Linked DNA regions of Mus musculus: region 1 is linked to region 2. The links are chromatin loops, found by intact Hi-C in ENCODE. Cell type or tissue: gastrocnemius. All regions are shown on one strand. Each heading gives the region's core, and the rest is flanking DNA. Links, peaks and the distances in the headings are about the cores only. Region 1 has its middle 9.9 kb from the start of Gm10640. Region 2 holds the start of Lgi4 (leucine-rich repeat LGI family, member 4).

Region 1 (2,907 bases), core at 281-2,780, 110 kb before region 2:
AGACCAAGCGCTCTCAAATATCGTTCCTACAGCTTATCAATTGTGCTGAATGTTCTCTGTGCGTCTCTTACTTGTGCTCAATCCTGGAAATTTTCTTCTTCTTTCCTCCTCCTCCTCCCCCTCCTTCTTGTTTCTTCTTTCTTCTTCCTCTTCTTCCTCCTTCTCTCTCTTCCCCCCTATCCATCCCCCTCATCGTCCCCCTTCTCTGCCTTCTTTTCTACTTTGCTTTTTTTGAGTCAAGTTTTCTCTGTGTAGCCCTAGCTATCCTGGAACTCTCTCTGTAGACCAGGCTGGCCTTGAACTCAGAGATCTGCCTGCCTCTGCTTCCTAAGTGCTGGGATTAAAGGTGTGTGTCCCCGACACTCAGTGGAAAGTTTTCTTTTAGCTTTTATGTTGTTGTTTATTTGTTCTTGTTTTTAACTTATTGTTCTATTTTTTCTCTTTCTTGAAATTTATACATCAGTGTTGTTCTCTTTTCTGTGATTATCCATGTTTAGTGTTTAGTCTAAGACCCTTCCTGTTTGTGTAACATTTATAGATAATGTATCATTTACTAGTTTAATTTTTTTTAAAAAATTTTATTGATTGTGAACTTCACATCATGCACCCAATCCAACTCATCTCCCCATTCCTCTATCTCAGCCATTCTATCCTCTTGCAACCTTCCCCCAAAAGAAAACAAAAATTAAAAACAAAAAAAAACAAACAAACAAACAAAAAACCCTCACTACAAGGAAGCTACAGTGTATCACACAACACACCCTTTCCCCCAAACATCTTTACTTGCAAATGATCATTGCAGTGAGTCATCAGTCTGGTTTGAGTCCTCTGGATTCTGCTACTCCATTCTGGATCTTCCCTGGAACTCCTCTGGGATAGCCTGTTGCCCTGTATCATGGAGATCCTGTAGCTTTGGATCGCCACCACTCCAACAGTTCATAGATGGGGTAGATGTGGGGTGGCCAACTCAGAGCCTTGGATCTGGGCCCTGGGCCCCAGTGGTAGCTGAGTTGTTCAGCCACCAGCTTTCTTGCACTGGAGTCACCAAGGTCAGCTCTCCCTTTTGCCCAGGCGAGGGGCCTGACCATGTCTCCAGTGGGACAAGACCAGCTGGCCTGAGCTCACACCCTTGGAGCAGGTTCTCTTACCCCCATGCCACCAGGGTCAGCTCTACCACAATGCCCAGGTGAGGGGCGAGGGCCATTCTTCTGAGTGCTGCAACAATAAAGAAACAGGAAGTTTTCTTCTTTAAAAAATTAAAATTATTTTTGTTTGTGTACTTGTATCCACACAAGTGCAGGTACCTACAAAGGACAGAAGGGGGCGCCAGATCCCCTGGACCTGGAGTTATAAGGCTGTGAGCCACCTGATGTGGGTGCAAAACACTGAACACCAATATTCTGCCAGAGCAGCAAGTGTTCTAAATCACAGAGTGTGCTCTCTCTCTCTCTCTCTCTCTCTCTCTCTCTCTCTCTCTCTCTCTCTCTCTCTCTCTCTCTCCAGCTATTTGCCAGTTTAAGGAAGTACTCCTCTGTTTCTAGTTTCCTGAGTGATTTTATTCAAGTATCCATGTGGGAACTGTCTAGATTTTTTTTCATCTTTTTATCTGTTAATAAGTTGGTATATATTATTAACTTGTTATATCAAGCCATCCTTATATTCCTAACACAAATTGGTCTGCAAACTTCAGTTCACTAATATTTTTTCTATTGTGTGCATCTATGTTTATGAATTTAATATTTCACACAATGAAAACTGACAAATTTGTCAAACTTTGATATCATGGTAGCATTGATAGGGGTAAGAGGGGCACTGGCTGTTATCCTAAGTGGCAACCGGAACAAAGGAAAGACTAGGTCCCAAAACCCTGAACACAATAGGAGCTGTTTGAAGCCACAATGATGACCCAAGCTCAGATGGCCTCAGCACATCAGCAGAAAGCAGCGGCTCCAAAGAGCAAAACATTGTAGCAGTTACCAATGCAAAGGTAACCAGAACATGACTGGGGGAAGCAGAAACTACTTCAAACTCTAGTGTGAACTGTCTTGTGGTGCCCTTCCCATGGTGGAGTACCTTTTCCTACAATTGCTTTAGCGGGAAGAGCAACCAAGCCACTGACCAGGTTGGAAAGGCTTTTGGCAGCCTGGCATGTGCCCTTGTCTCTCCAGGTTTGACATCTCTGTCCTGATTGGCTTCATTCTACACCTCATTTGCATGCACACACCCAGAGAATCAGGGCACACTGGCTCTTTATAACAAGGTGTATAGGCTTCTCATCAGCAGAGTCCTCCAATGGAAAACTGCCTTCAAGACTAGCAAGAAGTACAGGGGAATGCCAGGGCCAAGATGCGGGAGTGGGTGGGTAGGGAAGCAGGGTGGGGGAGGGTATAGGGAACTTTCAGGATAGCATTTGAAATGTATATAAAGAAAATATCTAATAAAAAATAAAATAAAAAAAGACTAGCAAGAAGATGGGCAAGCTGGCACATGCCTTTTATCCCAGCACTTGGGTGTCAGAGGTGGTCAAATTTGAGGGTTCAAGGCTAGCCTGGTTTATATAGTGAGTTCTGGTGCAGCCAAGCTAGCTAGAGAGACCTTGTCTCATACCAGAAAAAGGAAATGTAGTAGGAGACAGCCTACTCCTGTAGAGTCAAACTCAGGAGGCGTTTGCCTCTGGCAGGGAACTCACTGAGGTTCCAACTACTCCAGCCTCCAAGACACACCCTGTGGACAACAGTCAAGGAGACCCAGTCCTGCCTCAGCCTCTGCACTTCCACCACAGAAGAGAATCCGTTCCTGCCATGGTCCCCTAACCAGGAATCACCACGCAAACCATACAAACCCTGATCTTAGTTAAGCAAGAATAGTTTATTGAACGCCCATCCTAATACTGGTCAGACTAAGGAC
Region 2 (2,907 bases), core at 217-2,716:
TGCACGCATATACACACATGTGCACACACACATGCATGAGCACAACACACCCCAAAATACATGCAACACACACCATACACATGCACGCACGTGTACACACACACACAAGTGCATGCATGCACACAGCCTCCCATCCCCAGGCAAGAAAACCTATTCTCTTAAGCAGTGTGTTGTGAGCCCAGCCAGGCCACACTCACAGCAGGTGCAATGACGGCATCTTTAAGAAGCTGCCAGCCTTCAGCCGGGAGACCCCCATCCTGACGAGAGAGCTGGGGACACGATCAGAGATTAGTGAGCAGAAAAAAAAAAACATTCCAATTCTCCTCTCTCAAATCAGAGGCCTTGGCTGCTCTGGAGGCCTTGGCCTGCCATGTTGGCCTGGGGTGTCTCCTATTCCCCCCTACACATGTGGCCAAGGTCCCTGGCAGCATCCAGCCCCTGGATAAGTGCTGCCACTGCTCCCCCTTGCCTTCGGGAACCCCCCCCCCAACCTGCACCTTTCCAAATCTTTCAGACAGGCTGGAATTCTTTGGTGTCCAAGATTCTGAGAGACCTTGGCACCCCACCCCAAATCCTGGAGTCTCAGGTCTCCTCCCTCCCTTTCGGCCCACATAGGGCCTGGCACTCACAGTGACAGGAGCGTGGTGGAGAAGCTCTCAGGCAGCTCGGGGGAGCCCTCACACAGGGTGTTCTCCTTGGAGCAGGAGCAGTGTGGAGGGCACTTTCCTTTGGGGGGACTCCAGGCCACTCCTGCCCCAGCCCAAGCCAACAGGAACAACAAGATGCCCGCCCCTCCCATGCCCCTGCCCCAGCCCAGGCTCCCTCTGTCCCCACACTGCCAGACCCAAATCACTACATCTCCGTGGGATGCCTCTCGATCTTGCTACTGACCAGGCTGTCCTGTGGCTGGCTGGCCTTGTTCCCTCCTCCAGCCTGTGCCTCTCTTCCTGTATCTGGAGTGTGCGATTTTCTATCAATATCTTTCTCTCCCTATCTTTCTATTATTCTATTTCCCATCCTCTGTGATCTCTGCCTTTCTGTCTTTGTCTCTCTGGTTTGACCTTTAGGTCTCTGGGGTGTGTGTGTGTGTGTGTGTGTGTGTGTGTGATGGTCTGTCTGTCTGACTGTCCTAACTCTCACTTCCCTTCCCTGTTTCAAGTTTCCAGTACTTTCTGGGTGTCCTCCCACACTGATCTCACTTGCTGTGGCCTGGGATGTGCCTAGCAGAAGGGTAGGAAGGAGGAGGTCAGAGGCCATCAGAAGAAAAGGCCCAGGAAAAGAATTGAATGGCCTTTGAGGGGGCGGGGCTGCCAAGGCTGCCACCCTAGGCACTTCCAACCAACCCCCTCATCAGAGTCCCCACTCAACCCCAGTTGGGGAGAGTGGGAAGGATGTCCCCAGGGTGGAGACCAGATGGCTCTGCAGACTGCAGATGGGAGGGCTAAGAGGAGAAGCCACTGGGGGATGGGGGATATCCTAGCTGTTCCTGGCCAGCCCCTTCTCTTGGAGGGTGTGGTCCACCCACTCACCAAAGCACCACCAGGCCAGCACCAGGCCAGCTGCTCCCCCTGGTGGTCACCATCGGTAGGACAGCTGCCCTGCCCCAAAGCCAGACCTCCTCCAGAAGATCCCTTGTAATTAACTCTATGAAATCCAAGACTGGATACAAACACTAATGCCACCTCTCTCTTCCACATCAAATCTATCGAGCTTCGTCCTAAAGCTTCAATGTCGTTCTCATGACTAACTTACAGCCCCAGGACGTTGGCTCAGGGCCCCTCCGTATTGTTCTGTGTCCTCTCCTTGGAGGTTGGAATTCAAGGATTTGTGGATAACTGGGTGTTTTCATCCTTTTAGAAACTAAGACAGATTCCCTCTGTCTGGTTTTTTATGTTTTTTTTTCTTTTCTTTTTTTTTTTGTTTTTTGTTGTTGTTGTTTTTTTTTTTTTTTTGGTTTGTTTGTTTGTTTGTTTTTTCAAGACAAGGTTTCTCTGTATAACCCTGGCTGTCCTGGAACTCACTTTGTAGACCAGGCTGGCCTCGAACTCAGAAATCCGCCTGCCTCTACCTCCCGAGTGCTGGGATTAAAGGCATGCACCACCATAGCCCGGTCAGTTTCCCTCTGTTAAACAAGAAAAATTTGTAACTCACACATAACTCACCTAACATCCTGGTCCTTCCCATGCCCCTGTGTTTGTTTGTTTGTTTGTTTGCTTGTTTGTTTTTTATTGTTCTTTTTCTTGCTTGTTTGCTTTTGAGATTGGTCCGTGATTCATTTTGTAGCCCAAGCAGCCCTCAAGCTCAAGGTTCTCCTAGCTTAGCCTCGTAAGTGCTGGATGACATGCCACCACATTCGACTGTGTGCCAGGTTTTCTGTGTGTTAGCCCACTGATGTCACAACAACCTTGTGAGGTGGGGTGTTGCCATCCCTGATTTACAATCCTGGCTCCTAAAATGGGGCAAACTGAGGCATGAGACACATGATCAGCTTCATAGGGCCTGTCGGTTCTAGCTCAGTAGGAGCGGCAGCTTCATTGCCTGGAGTTAAAAGGCTGAGGAACAGGTAGCCTCTTGCCATTGAAGTGCTGTCGGAGGACAGCAGCCAAACAGATCTGGGGTCCTGCCCTGTCCTGTGTTGCCTCAGTAGAGTTACTTAGTCTCTCTGGTCCTCAGTTTCCCCATTTGTCAGTGGGATAATTCATACTATTCATCCATCCCCAGACTGAAGAGAGGACTCAGTGAGGGAACAAAACAGCTTTGAGGATCAGTCAGGTTTGGGGCCAACTTTTTTTTAGGCAGGATTTCATGTAACTCAGGCTGGCCTTGAGCTTGGTACATAGTCAAGGGTGACCTTGATCTCCTGACCCTCCTGCCTCCTCCTCTGTGATATCACTGCCAGGTTCTGTG

The links. Peaks named below come from ENCODE experiments on the same cell type or tissue, not always from the same donor. Only the 100,000 strongest peaks of a DNase experiment are listed, where the experiment ranks them.
Region 1: it touches region 2 in a loop (3-fold over the local background); 10 of 42 quality-filtered maps call a loop at or near these places.

What each region holds. Positions count from the first base shown.
Region 1 is chr7:31,170,848-31,173,754 of GRCm38, reverse strand. No RefSeq gene overlaps it. Among named protein-coding and RNA genes, the nearest start is that of Gm10640, 9.9 kb to the right of the region's middle. In gastrocnemius, for the core only: a CTCF peak has its summit at 1,318 (motif pointing right); a DNase peak (open chromatin) is centred at 1,241.
Region 2 is chr7:31,057,913-31,060,819 of GRCm38, reverse strand. It overlaps Lgi4 (leucine-rich repeat LGI family, member 4), which reads right to left and starts at 885. Exons shown (of 9, transcript NM_144556.2): 1 at 630-885; 2 at 198-269. The coding sequence starts at 799. In gastrocnemius, for the core only: a CTCF peak has its summit at 1,577 (motif pointing left); DNase peaks (open chromatin) are centred at 261, 616 and 1,529; H3K4me3 peaks cover 1,276 bases; H3K27ac peaks cover 2,385 bases.